Regions from separate parts of the Homo sapiens genome. Here regions 2, 3 and 4 are each linked to region 1. The links are chromatin contacts, found by Hi-C in ENCODE. All regions are on one chromosome and are shown on one strand. Each heading gives the region's core, a stretch centred on a gene start or an enhancer-like site at or near the end of the contact. The rest is flanking DNA. Distances are from core to core; before and after follow the strand shown. Region 1 holds the start of SPRY1 (sprouty RTK signaling antagonist 1). Region 2 overlaps LOC105377407 (a long non-coding RNA gene). Region 3 has its middle 370 kb from the start of LINC01091. Region 4 holds the start of FGF2 (fibroblast growth factor 2).

The links. A loop is a pair of places that touch in the nucleus more often than their neighbours do. Pooled maps may share reads with other maps.
Region 2: a pooled map shows a loop between it and region 1 (7-fold over the local background). The contact joins the enhancer-like site here to the promoter of SPRY1 in region 1. A Hi-C loop is called at or near these places in 1 of 168 maps with a recorded cell type or tissue (PC-9) and 5 of 50 pooled maps.
Region 3: a map of gastrocnemius medialis shows a loop between it and region 1 (2.2-fold over the local background). The contact joins the enhancer-like site here to the promoter of SPRY1 in region 1. A Hi-C loop is called at or near these places in 4 of 168 maps with a recorded cell type or tissue (gastrocnemius medialis and heart left ventricle), 4 of 37 single-sample maps with no recorded cell type and 9 of 50 pooled maps.
Region 4: a loop to region 1 is called in a pooled map, with 19 times the contacts of the local background. The contact joins the promoter of FGF2 here to the promoter of SPRY1 in region 1. A Hi-C loop is called at or near these places in 17 of 37 single-sample maps with no recorded cell type and 12 of 50 pooled maps.

The regions. Positions count from the first base shown.
Region 1 is chr4:123,394,899-123,398,299 of GRCh38, reverse strand. SPRY1 (sprouty RTK signaling antagonist 1) reads right to left here and starts at 1,505. Exons shown (of 3, transcript NM_001258038.2): 1 at 1,368-1,505; 2 at 444-689. RefSeq lists a silencer at 1-70.
Region 2 is chr4:124,058,657-124,062,057 of GRCh38, reverse strand. The region is part of intron 2 of LOC105377407 (a long non-coding RNA gene); the gene reads left to right. Among named protein-coding and RNA genes, the nearest start is that of LINC01091, 410 kb to the right of the region's middle. Within about 2 kb of position 1,662, at least 16 of the 41 ENCODE cell types and tissues checked have a DNase peak (open chromatin) inside an H3K27ac peak, as active enhancers do.
Region 3 is chr4:124,017,107-124,020,507 of GRCh38, reverse strand. No RefSeq gene overlaps it. Among named protein-coding and RNA genes, the nearest start is that of LINC01091, 370 kb to the right of the region's middle. Within about 2 kb of position 1,612, at least 14 of the 41 ENCODE cell types and tissues checked have a DNase peak (open chromatin) inside an H3K27ac peak, as active enhancers do; they include gastrocnemius medialis and heart left ventricle, where a contact is called at or near this core.
Region 4 is chr4:122,824,913-122,828,313 of GRCh38, reverse strand. It overlaps FGF2 (fibroblast growth factor 2), which reads right to left and starts at 1,483. Exons shown (of 3, transcript NM_001361665.2): 1 at 962-1,483. The coding sequence starts at 1,139. RefSeq lists enhancers at 1-52, 41-180, 53-578, 861-940, silencers at 526-820, 1,161-1,640, cis regulatory regions at 2,140-2,178, 2,179-2,249 and promoters at 1,306-2,273, 1,442-2,624.

The sequences.
Region 1 (3,401 bases), core at 256-2,755:
CGCGGCTCCGCGCGGCCGGGCCCGGACCTGTCACGGCTGGTGCTCGCCGGGCGGCTCAGTAACATCCACCTCGGGAGGTCTTCTGCAGCCCCTTTCCAAGAACCAGTTTTTACAAATCCTTTCAGGAAGGCTTCCCAAGTCTCAGAAAAACAAGTAGGGGAGTGGCGGAGTCGAGTGCGTGACGGGCCAGCTGACGGCACGGTGTGCTCAGAGAACTCGGGTTCTAGTCGCTCCTCGCAAGGAACGAAGGAAGGGATGGCGGCTTCCTGACGAGCGAAAAATCCACGTCACGGGCGTTCGAGACTCCGCAGCGCCCGGGTCGGGGCCCGAACCGCCGTCGGCGGGTGGGTCACGGAGCCGCGCAGTACCCCGGCGAAACCTCGGAGCACGCGCCTGCCAGGCAGAGGCTGCCGCGGCCGGGAGGGGGAGGGGGATTTTTTTACCCTTTTCTTTTTTTTTTTTTTTTTAGCGGGGAGGAGTGAAGAGAGTGAGGTTTGGGGATCCTTCTCGGAGAGAGAAAGGCGGGCGTCGTCCCTTGTGCCCCGCGCAGGCCGACGCGCTTAGCCGATTCCGCACGTTGGGCAAGTGGGGGCACAGCGTCCCCGGGCACTCCGGTCCCGGCAGGTCAGCCTCTCCCGGGCAGCGCTCACACCCAGTCCTCCGAGCCTGGGGTTCCACGGCCGAAATGCCTGCGACAGAGAATTAGAGATAGAAGCTCGTGAATGTCCCTTTCTTCGAAGGGCTGGGACCCCGGGCGGGCCGCTGGCCAGCTCGCCCGCAGCCCGTTGCCATGTGCTCCCTGTTGCTGCTCCCGGTGATTGACAGGCCGGCGCACAGTCGGCGTGTCAGCCGCGAACCAAAGTAACATGCAGTCCTGCACGTTTTTGCCGAGGTGCTTTTGCCCCCTGGAATGCCTAGGAGTTCAAACAACGTTCAAGCAACGCCTCTGCGCGTTAGGAATCAATACACAGAGACGGGAAATTCAGGTTTTAAACCAATGCTTCACTCGGGATTCGGTCGCCAACAATGCCTAAACAAACACGCATTTGGTCCACACACCGAGTGCTAGCCCCTCTTCGCATAAAGGCATTAACGGCTCTGTGTTTCACAAATTCGATCGTTTCAGACTTTAAACGTCTACTGTTCGGTTAAGGAAAGGTGAAAGGGACCCTGCTTTTTCTTTTAGCGGTAGCATTTACTTTAAGAGCATTAGTTTTAGCAGTGGGAATGCTACCGGTGTTTTGAAATGCAACCAGTAACCTTAGCTGGAAAGCAAGTTCAAATAAATAAATGTTCAGTTCCTTGCAAAAGTCAACATTTCTCACCTTATCTTTCCTAAAATGTCTACGGAAGGAAACGGTACTTACCTAATGCAAAGATTGCAAATTGCTTTTCAGGCACATTTAACAGCGACTGTAGCTGTTCCTTATCCAGGGCAGGGAACTGTGCTGATAATCACTCTGCAAAGCACGCAGTGGTTTGCAGAGCGGTCTCACTCCGGCTACGCAGAATTTCAGCTCCTTGCCTCCACCTCCACCTCCACTCCAGGACACGCCTCCGGTGATATCATGTGTCAATCACTCGGGCTGCCCGAAAACCTGGAACAGGATTTCCTTAACTATCGTTTCCTCTTTCGTTTATGTGTACCAACTTGGAAATGTTGCCCTACAGACTCGTGTAATAAACATCCTCTTAAAACTTCGGGAGTGCCTCTAAAAATTCTGCAAATGCAGTTTGTCATAGAGGAATACATTCGGATTTAGTTAGCAATCTTCAGTTGTCGATCTCAATTAAAAGGATTGGTGGACTCTACTCTTAAGTTGAATTAGAAAAGAATTGTGAAGAATAAAAGAAAATGAAAAAAGTTGTATGCCAAGCCATCACTTCTGACCAACTAGAGGGAAAACGTATATTGACACAAAAAGATGATTATATAACATTACAGTTCCTATTTACAACAAAGTTCAGAATATGTGAAACCTAAAGTTCAAAAGGTGGCACTCCTTACTGCAAATGTAATATAAGCATATGTAATAAAGGTGAAATTTTCTGCTGTGGGTTTTTTAAATAATTGCTTTACCTTGGCTTGTTATATGATTTCCCAAAAATCAAGCACATGGAGAAAAAACCAAATTCTTTCAATTTTGTAATATAGTTGTATAATTTTGCAAAAAATACAAACCCGTATATTTTTTAATTAGCTAAAAGTCAATTAATTAGAATAGAAAAAATTTATCAAGAAGTTTTATAATTCTTAGTAATAGCTGATATGACTGGAAAAAAAACACTTTAAGTAGGAAACTTGATTTCTACTTTCTTACAAACTATGGGATTTTAGGCATTTATTATCAAAGTTGTGCCTTTTCATGCTGCAGTGAGGATAACTTTTTGTGGAATTGAAGGTTCCGTAGAAACTTTTAAAAGCCACCTAAAGACCAAAAACTTAGTGGAAAGGAAATATTTTTCCAGGTACTATATATCAGGAGTAGCTTAAAGTCTGGCAAAACAAAGCAAACAATAACAAAACTCTAGAATCTAAATCATATAAACATATAAGTATGGAAATTTTTAGTTCAAAGTACATTTTTAGTCTCATTTACAATAGCAAGTGGTTCTGTTGAAACTATAAATATATACATACATAACACACACGCACACACACAGGACTTTCAAATGTCTGAGCACTTTCAAAAATTAAAGTTGTGTTTGGAATTGCCTCTGAAGAACACAGAGCATTGTTAAGAACATGAATAACAATAAAAAAGCATCATTAGAAAATAGCATAGAATAAGAATCAAGCCAAAAAGCTACATATTCACTCTTAATATTATGAATTGTATTAAAATAGGCTATTTAAAAGAATAAAATTGATTTCATTGTATTTTTTTCATAGATCTCATTAGATTTGGGGATGTAATGAAATTTTACTAGTGATGGATAGGTTTCTTGTGAATGTATTTGGAATAGACAAATCAAAAATAGACTATCCTATCAGAGTATCTTATTTGGTTCTTCAAAACTATTACCACAGTTGTGAGCTGAGAGGTCAGTTCACCAATATGATAAAACCTGGAGAGGGAGCACTGAACATTCTACCTTCATAAATCCTACAAAATATATTTGAAAGATTTCTATTGCAAATACACTCTATTTCAACCAGAAATGTATTAAAATAATTTTCATTAGATCAAGTATTTTTAAATTATAATAATCAAATCCATGAGATTTTTATCTAAAACACCATCACCATGGGTCATGTTGTATTAAGAAATTAAATATGCTGTACAGAGTTGATCAATAACCCTCCATGTCATTTAGCACTAAAATGCATTAATATGTTTTTCTCTAAATATTACATTACAAATAAATGTACGTATAGCTCTGTCACCTTGGTTCTAAAA
Region 2 (3,401 bases), core at 413-2,912, 660 kb before region 1:
AAAATCAATTTTATAAAAAGTATCATGAAAGAGTAATATAGCAAAGACATAGCTTATTTTTTTTTTCAGAAAATGAAGAGATTCTATTTTAACAGTCCTGAAGATCTAATTGTTAAAGTATTCTTCATAGCTTCCCCTTACTGAATCAGAACACCAATATTCATCGCTGTTTAAAAGAGTCAAATCTGTTTTAAACAAGTTAACAAGTATTAAAGGAAACATGCATATTATTTTATATTATTTTATACAATTTGCAAGTATACAGATATTCTTATGTGGGAAATACAGCTACCACATGCCCTGCTTGTATATCAGATAGAGCTCAGAATAGTTAAAAATTCTGGTAAGTTCACTACAGTTCAAATGAAAAGGTCTAAGAGTCTTATCCAAGCAGCTGTGGTTCCTATTTGAATTTTAGCCTAGATTATTAAAACCTCAAACCACAAAATCCCCCTAGGAAATCTTGCATAAGCATTGTTCTTATTGAAAAAGCCTGGGATCAGAAAGGAAACAAGAGGTTTATGCTTTAGTTGGCTTTAAAACATCAAAAAACAAGTGGTCAATTCTCCTTCAGATGTGTGTTCATAACCCCTTTTAGAGGCAATGAAAATTATATGTGTGGATTTGGGGAGAATACCCCCAAGTAAGCAAATTAAGAAATGCCAAGAACAACCAAAGATTTTGCTTCAAAAAAATTGGCTTAAACCACAGTTATTTAAAAAAATAATTTTATGCAATATGTCAAGTAAATATATTCATCTGTGATAGAATTTCTGTGACCAATTTGCAGGAAATATTTTTAAAATACCTTAACCATATTTCTTTTCTGATTTTGACTAGAAAAAATACAGTTGCTAACCTATTTTTTCAAAAGCCATTGTTTATGTTTCTCTGAATGAAGCAAATATCTCATAATTCAAAAACTGGTTATTTTTCTACCAGGGCCTGATGGGTACATTTTCAATTTGCTGCTAATGACAGAGCATGTAAAATAGCCTTTTTGTGGAAAGAGCTTCTGAAACGGTAATGTTTTAGATATAGATTTTTATCACCATGAGAGGAGGTAATATTCTTGAATATCACTAAGAATGCATCTGATAGACAGTATTAATTTAGCAGAGGACGTAAGGAAGGGAGGAATGGACAGGGGAGTCATTATTTTTGAGGAAGTGGGTAGGGAGTTCTGCCGAAAATACTCCTCACTGTATCCAAACCACAAAGGTTTACTAAACAGAAATTTAAATCAAAAGGCAAACAGGATGTTCATCTGGGACACATATTTGGACACATACTTTTAATACCACATAAAAGCTGCACCAGCCAGATGTGAAAGCAATGAAATTTAAACAAAAAAGCAAACAATAAAGTAAGAAGTGAAATTGGATGATAGCCCTCAACATAGAGCACTTCCTCAGTGAAGTGACTGGATCACAGACGGTGCAATTGACTCTGAGGAAGAGGTGGGGCAGGTTCTGCAGGCCTGTGTTTTCTCACAATGGAAGAAGTAAAATAGCAATCTGGTTTCAGGAAACAGTGAGCTTTGGCAGCCTCTGCTTTCTGGTTTCTTACATTATCTATTTTAGACTGAAGTGGAAACTTATTAAAGCCAGCACTTTAATATCAGATCAGCTGCAGGAAGGAAAACAGAGAAAAAAGTGTTGGTACATATTGTACCCTGAACATCATGAAGCAAGAAATGAATAACAATTTCTATGAGCTATCTAAGGCTAGTCATTCTATCACAAATACAGAATGATAATGTCATGACTACTCAGAACACTTAAGAATTTGGAACTAGCAAAGTCTTGTTAAGACAAGAAAAATAGGAGAGGTGATAGTAACATGAAACTGTTGTATTTTTCACACAGTTGGAAGAGAAATTTTTAGGGTATCATTTATTTATTTCCAATATTCTTAATTTTAATATTTTAAAACTACAAATGAGAGGTAGTTAGGCAGCTATAAAAGTCATTACTTCAGTTTCATGTGTCCTAAAATAGCAAATTTTGAGCATTTAAATTCTCCATACTTTTTTTAAGTAAATAAAATTCTCATAGTCCCAAGCCCAATGTAACAGTCTCTGGGTCTCTTCTCCAAGTTGTGATCAACCCTGACAGATTCTATCTACCAAATTTCCAAATAAGGTGTCTGTTACATCTGAATTTTTATATTGAACATAACAGTCTAAAATATGTATAGGCCATTTTTAATTTTTCCCTCTGATAAGTTTTGGAAATCAGGAATTAAAACTACTAAGTGTTTGATTGCTTCAACATTTCTTTTCTTTAAGCTTTATTCTGCTATATTCTTAAACTTAAGTTGAAAAATTCTTAAAGTAAATGTTAGAAGTTATTTTTTTATATTGACCCAATCAGATGTTTAATATCCTGTGAAAGGAAGAAATATGTTTGGGAAAGGATCAATATAAGACATAATTATTTTAGAGAAGCTGATTATTGATATTCAGTGTTAAATAATATTAGAAGTAATTGAAGTTTGCATTATTTCTCTAAAAATTATTGCTTGTTTTGTATAACTTTTATTTATTTTTGACATATTTTTGCTTTTCTAAATAAAATAGAGATTGAGCTGCCATGGTTTGTAAAACAACCATAACCATAAAGTACTTTAAAACAGAGCAGTGAATGAATACTGATTTAAACCCAAGATAAACATGGTTGCATTTTCCTTTATTTTCCATTTCATTAAAATGAATATATAACATTGCTATTCATTTTCATTCATTCAGTTGATTTATCATGTATTTTTCTCATAACAATTTGTTGGTCATTTTTTGGAACCCAAATTATTTAAGATATCATAGGTTTTATTTTCCTTTAATGCTTTTAAGCTTTGCCTTTCAAAAGTTAATGTATTTATTTGTTCTCAAAATTCAGAAGTTTATAGCAAGTCTTGTCATATTAAACAGGTTGAAGAGGCACCTGCAGTCATTTTATACTGATGCATAACATATTGCCACAAACTTAGCAAGTTTTAAAACATCACGTATTATCTTAAAGTCACTGTGGATCATTAAGTACAGGCTCACTTTTACTGTATCATTGGCTCAAACTCACAAGGATGAGAAAATTAAGGTGAGTGCCAGGCTACATTCCTTTCTGAAGCTAAGGGTCTATTCCAAGCTCACATGAGTACTGGAAGAAATCAACTCCTTGTGGTTGTACGACTGACTTCACCATTTTCTTGCTGGCTAGAAACTGGGGCTACTCTCAGCTTCCAGACCACCAAGGTTCCCTGTCAGGTGATGCTCTCACAGGCCCTCTCATAACATGGCATATTAGTTTTTCAAAGCCAGCAAGGGAGACACTCTGGCTCTAGTCTGCTAAAAGAAGTCTTATAAAGCATAGTACAAACATGGGAGTGATATCCTATCACCTTTG
Region 3 (3,401 bases), core at 363-2,862, 620 kb before region 1:
TTTATTCACAAAATGGTAAGGGCCTGAGCCAGGGTAATGGTGAGAGGAGAGGAAAGCTTGGGCAGGAGAAATGAAAGAAATGCCAAAACCTGTGACTGAGTGGGTCAGAAGGACAACAGAGACAGAAAAATGTTCACCCCTTCAACAACATTTATAAGCACCATCTGGATGCCATCCATTGTTTGGATCCAAATATGGAGAGTTAAATCACATTTCTTAACTTCAAAAAGTACATAGTGTAATGAAAAATGAGAGCAAATAAACAAATGCTTAAAATAGGGTGTGATGAGAACTCCATGCAGGAACACAGTATAAAAGCACTGCATGGAATGGGTGTGTACATCAGGAAAGGGGTTTTATGTTAGGTTCTTCCAGAAGCCAACTCAAAGATTTCATTTCAAGCAAAAGGTGAGATGAATAAATACAACTGGAGTAATAGGGAATTGAGTAGTGGGAGAGAGGGAAGCCAATGAAGGATTAATTTTCAAGCAAGTTATCAGTGTGGGTAACTGGAGCTCAGTCAGTCCTGCCGGGGAGCTCTGTGGGGAGCCAGTGCAGAACATATTCAGCATTATCTCACCCAGGGGTGAGGGAGCTAGGAGATTTCTATATGAGAGTCACAATGAAAAACTAGAAAACGTAGTGGTAATTGTCATAGAGATGCCATAGGATCTGGCTAAAGAACAAAACTCATCTTTCACATTTAAGTCTTAATTTAGTAGCCCTAATTAAGATTTCAGTCATGGGGAAATGTTTCTGTTTTATATCACCAGAGAAGAAAAAGATTTGGTTAATACTTAGAATGCATCAGAAACATTCAACCGAATAATTACATATTGATGTAATAACAGAGTATCCACCTCTCAGCATGAAGCGTGTATGTGTTTTTTTCTGGTTCCTTAAGATGCTCCATACACAGGATCTGCATTTGCCACCTTCTATAGTTCAGGATTCTAATTCTTACAAATGAGTTGACTGTGCAAATAAGGCAGCATATCTCTGTGTTAACATTCATTTCTCTTTTACTTCATTTCTTTAAAGGTTTCATAGAAATCTTTTTTTTTAACAAAGGACTATTCCACAATATGACAATAAACTGGATTTCTATAGTCACAGGAATAAAAGAAAATCCACTGAGCTTATAGAGACAGCTCTTGATTTCCACCTGAGCTTGTTTTCCTTGCAGCAGCCTAGATTATAAATCACTCAGAACTTCCCTGCATAAGCGCCTCCCTTCACCGTGACTTCCCACTCCCTTATACTGCGTGCACTCAGTGCCTTATCAAACTCTTAGAGTGCTAACCCATCAGGGATCTTATCACCTGCAGTTTTTATGGACTGTTCAATAATGAAAATAGAGAGGAGTTTGAACTCCTTGACATGGAAACCTTCAAGAAGCTATGGAATGTGGTCACTGGTATTTCTGGTATCTTTTAAATGTCAAGAGAGCAGAATTTCTCTTGTCAGTTGTCACAGCAAGGCTAACAATTAAAGCCATCTGCTCTTCATTTCACTCCCCAAGGGCTTCTTTCATTTTTCATCAACTTCCTGTTGTTGACAGCACAGTTCCTCCCAGTTTCTCTCTGAAACTGTGAGGTCACCACCAGGCTCAGGCCATTCCGTGAACTGCTGATTTGGTTCCAAACTCCAGAATGCCCTTTGGCCCAGGAGCTCCAGCCTCCAGTAACTGGAACCCCAGGCATATCCAGATCTGGAAGAATGTCAGCCTTTCCCTAAGCAATACAATGAGGGCAGTGGGGATGCCAATGCCAGAACCTGCATCATGGCAGATCCGGCTTGGCTTGGGACCTTTTTCTTTAAGAAAAAAACAGAAAGAAAGGAAAAGAAGAAATAGGGAAAGAATAAAGGAAGAAAGGGAAAGAGGAAGGGAAGGAGGAAGAAAGGAAAGGAGGGAGGGAGGAAGAAGGAAAAAATGCACAGGAAGAAAACAGAAAAAAAAAGGAAGAAAACAGGGAAGGAAATGGAAAGGAAAGAGGGAAGGGAAAAAAAGGAAAGGGAAGGGAAGAGGTAAGAAACGAAAGAGGGAAGGAAAGACGTAAGGGAAGTAAAGAAGGAAGAGAAGGGAAGGAAAGGGGAGGGGAAGAGAGGAGAGGGGAGGGGAGTGGAGGGGAGGGGAGGGGAAGGGAGGGAAGGGAAGGGAAGGGAAGGGAAGGGGAGGGGAGGGGAGGGGAGGGAAGGGAAGGGGAGGGGAGGGGAGGGGAGGGGAGGGGAGGGGAGGGAAGGGAAGGGAAGGGAAGGGAAGGGGAGGGGAGGGGAGGGGAGGGGAGGGAAGGGAAGGGAAGGGAAGGGAAGGGAAGGGAAGGGAAAGGAAGGGAAGGGAACTAAGAAATCTCAAAGGTGAACTAACTATAATGATTCAGACCAATGATTTTGCTTATTAATGTACTCAAATGAGATCTTTGTTGTTACTGTGTTGTTACTTTGTTGTTACTGTGAAAGTGCCACAAAATGATAAGAAAAGTAATCCCATTACTGAGAAGGAAAGCGTGTTACAGTTCTGGGGATAGAGTTGTTTTTCTGCCTGATATCTAAGGTCATTATATATAATTGATATGCTTATAAAACTTGTGAATTCATAATATAACATTTAAATAAACTCATTTTTCAACCCAATCCAGAAAAAAAAACACAAAGTTTCTAGAAATTCTATTGGAATAAAGATCATGTATAGCTAGGGAAATAGTCTTTATTTCAAACAGAAATTCTAAAATACCTTATCACAGTTGTTAATAAAATTTTCAGTTTTATTTTTACATTTCTAACCAAAGCTAACAAATACATATTAATGAATAATTCTCTAGCTCTGTAGATAGCAGAATCAAACAAGTCATTTCAGGGCCCCACACATGTAGTATTTGCCTGGTACGGGTGGAGTTTCATTTATTTTGGAGTAGCAAATTAGTCACTAGAGAGATGCACGAACTTAGGTCTCTAATGTACTGTTTAGTAAATTGCTGCTGTAGTCTTTCATAATGTAATGCCTCATGTGAAGCACTGAGTAGTTAGCCTGCTTGGCTCATTAAGAATAGAGTTGTAGTAAATATCCTTCATGTAATTGTCCCTGGATACCCGTGAGCTTATAAAGCCACAGTGCCAACACCATGTGTGAGTTTTAAGTTCATGTCAAATCGCGTCTGCTGTATACATTTTTTTGGAAAGCACAGAGTGTCTAAAATCACAAACGTCAATGAGGCTTCCAAACAGCTTCTGTCCTACGGGGACATTCAGAATGGTGAGAGGCTTGGACAATGTTGTTTCCTAAGAATCATCACGCTGTAATTCCTTTGAATGTTCTCTTTCAGAAGCTAGATCAAAGTTATTAAAATTTGTTTTCTAGATCCTTCTTCAGCACATATCAAATAAATATCAGTCTAATAAGG
Region 4 (3,401 bases), core at 234-2,733, 570 kb after region 1:
CTTTCTCTTTCCTCTAGACCAGTGGCTCTCAAAGTGTGATGTGATCAGCATCCCCGGGGAACATGTTAGAAATGCAAATCTTCAGCCCCCACTCCAGACTTAGGGAATCCCCTAAAGTCCAAGCACTCCTTATTTAGGCCAGTGTTCTTTCTAGAACCACAAACATTGTTTCTTACAGAAAGCAAAACTGCAATTCTCATTTCATCCTCAAGCCTGCTGCAAGGTAGTAATATATTAGCCCCACGTGAGCGATGAGGAAACCGGCTCTGGGGTTAAGCGTCGGCTCAAGGTCTCAAAGCTAGTCACTGCAGGTGGAAGATTAAAGTGTTTGCACTTCTTTTCACTACTGAAACAAAGCTATGGCACTTTATTAACAACATCTGGATTTTTTGCTGGTTGGCTGGTTGGTTTTTGTTTTTGCTCTTTCAGCTTTCGTCAATTCGGAAAAATATAAAACAGAGTGGGTGAGAGTAGTGTGCCATATGCCTCGGGTCGTCCCGAGTCGGAATTTAAGGGCAGGACTCTAGAAAGGTGTTTTTCCAGTAAAGACCGTTTCGTTCTGCTGCGGTCCTTCCTGTCTTTGTCCCCGGGACAGCACGCAGCAGATAGAAGCGGCCAGAGCTGCATGGCGGGGCCGCGGGCATCCCCGACGCGACAGGTTGTCCGCGGGAAGACAGCCAGTCCGCGAGGCCCCGGCGCGCCGCGGCTCCGGGCCGGGGGTACTGGTTTACAGGGCAAATTGGCACACCCCAAAGCCCAGGGGACACCCGGGCCTACGCCGCAGCCCGGAAAGGAGGGGGTGAGTGGTGAACCCGAAACCGCCGAGGGCCGCGCGGCCAGAAACCACACGGAGCGCTAGGGTCGCAGTGAAGATCCGGGAGGAGGGTGCAGGCTGGAGGGGAGAGAGCGGGCGAGAACCCACGAAATGGAAATGAGGCGGAGAGAGCGGGTCGGCACTCACTGTGAGGGTCGCTCTTCTCCCGGACCCCGTCAACTCGGCCGTCGGGGTGGATGCGCAGGAAGAAGCCCCCGTTTTTGCAGTACAGCCGCTTGGGGTCCTTGAAGTGGCCGGGCGGGAAGGCGCCGCTGCCGCCATCCTCGGGCAAGGCGGGCAGCGTGGTGATGCTCCCGGCTGCCATGGTCCCTGCGGGGCCCGGCCGGGATCCCCGAGCCGCTGGAGCCGCGCGGGGAGCCGCCGTCCCCCGGCCCCGGCCCCGGCCTCCGACCCGCTCCGGGGCACGGCCCCGGCCCCGGCCCCCCAGCCTCCCGCCCGGCAGCGCGCGGCCGCGCCCGCGGTCCCCCAGCCTCGAGCCGCTCGGCCGCTCTTCTGTCCGCCGGCCCCTGGTGCGCGGCGAGCCGGCGGCCCGGGACCTGGGGTTCACGGATGGGTGTCTCCGCGGACGCCGCCTGGGGAGAGCCGCCTCCCAAGCTGCAGCGCCCGGGATCCCGTTGCAACCGCGGGCACCGCGTCCGCTAATCTGGCACCCGCCGGGCCGCGGCGTCACATCTTCTACATCTCCACCCCCCACACCCACCAGCCTCCCGCGCCCCCAGTTCTCCTCCCTCCTGCGCGCCGCCCCCTACTCGCTCGGGTTTTCTGGGGCCGGCCTCTGAGTTCGGCGGTTCGGCCACAACACGCAAGCGCGCGACATCAGTCCGGCGGGGAGCCCGGCCTCAGTCGGGGGCGGGGGAGAGGCGAGGGGCGGGGGGCGCGCGTCGGAGGCCGCGGCAGGGCTTTGGCATTCCCTGGGCTCCACCGCCCCTTATCCCCCAAAAGTCACCCCCGCCCAACCCCCGCACCACCCAAACCACGTTTAGGCTTTCTCCACACTGCGGGGCTTTTGCTGCGCAACCAGCCGTGACTCAACTTTTAAAAGTTTAAACTCAACTTTCTCCCCCATTTTTTCCCCGCTAGCGTTTCAAAACGGAGAAGCCGTTTCCACCCCAAAGTAGAGAAGTTGCAATCCAAGGAAGAGTCTGTGTCAGAGCAGGCTTTGAAAATCTCTAAATCACCAAAAGACGAGGGGTACAAGTGGGGCATAAACTTTAAAATTAAAGGACAGAGGCTGAAGTCGTCTACCAACAAAAGGAGAGAAAGAGGCCAGAGAAGGGGAGCAGATTGGGTTGCTAAAACGAAAAGGTTTCCTTTACTGACCTATCTTGAATTAGACGACGCAGAAAGATGAGGATGGGGATAAGGATAAATCCTTATCGCGATCGAAGCGCATTAATGTCTTAACTCGGACCTGGCATTTGCCCTAGCTAAATTGTTATGCATTTCTTGGAGAGAGAGTTATTTTCTGTAAATCCCAAATGTAAAATTGAAGTTAATTGCATTTTGGTAATTTTCAGTAGGATATAGCAGGTGCCACAGATGACTAGGAAAATATCTATTCAGAAAACTTGCATGTATTGAGTACCTACTGTGTGCAACACATAATGTTGAGTGTGTGGGAGATGCCAAATCTGATGCCAGCGTCTCACACACTGAGGGAGATAAGATGGGTAGCATGAGTAACACAAATAGCAGTAGAAAGTAGGCCATAGAAGAGTAAGACTAAGTGCTGTGACATTTCAGACATCGGATAACTCAGCGTGGGGAGGCAGGAGATTTGGGGAAGCTTCTAGAAGGAGTTGCAAGTATGGACGTGCCTCCTTGTAGAAACATTAGGTTTCAAAAGGCCATGCATAAGTGCATTTGTTCTTAAGTCTCCAAGAAGGCTTTAACTCCAGATGCATTTCTAGAATGTTACATACAGGAGAATGAGTAAATTCTTTGAAGCTTTAAAACCAGGCATACTGTTTTTATTTTTATTATTTATTTATTTTTTTTAGACAGAGTTTTGCTCTTGTTGCCCAGGCTGGAGATCAATGGCACGATCTCGGCTCACCGCAACCTCCACCTCCTGGGTTCAAGCGATTCTCCTACTTCAGCCTACCGAATAGCTGGGATTACAGGCATGCGCCACCACCACGCAGGGCTAATTTTTTGTATTTTTAGTAGAGACGGGGTTTCTCCATGTTGGTCAGGCTGGTCTCGAACTCCCAACCTCAGGTGATCTGCCCGCCTCAGCCTCCCATAGTACTGGGATTACAGGCGTGAGCCACCGCGCCAGGCCCAAAACCAGGCATATTCTTCTTTCTTCTTGCAGTTGGTATATGTTCTATAGAGGAGGAAAAAAAAAATTTCCCCATTCATTACTAGGTTTATGGCTGAAGCCCCTGTAACAAAAGACACATTAACAAGAGAAAAACATACTAACTTATTTATGTGAGTTTTACACAAAACAGGAGACTTCAGAAATTAAGACCCAAAGTTAAGAGGGAAGCCTGTGTATTTTTAAGGCTAGGATTGATAAAGAAGTGGAAGTCATGGAGAAGTATGATTGGACAAATCTGTG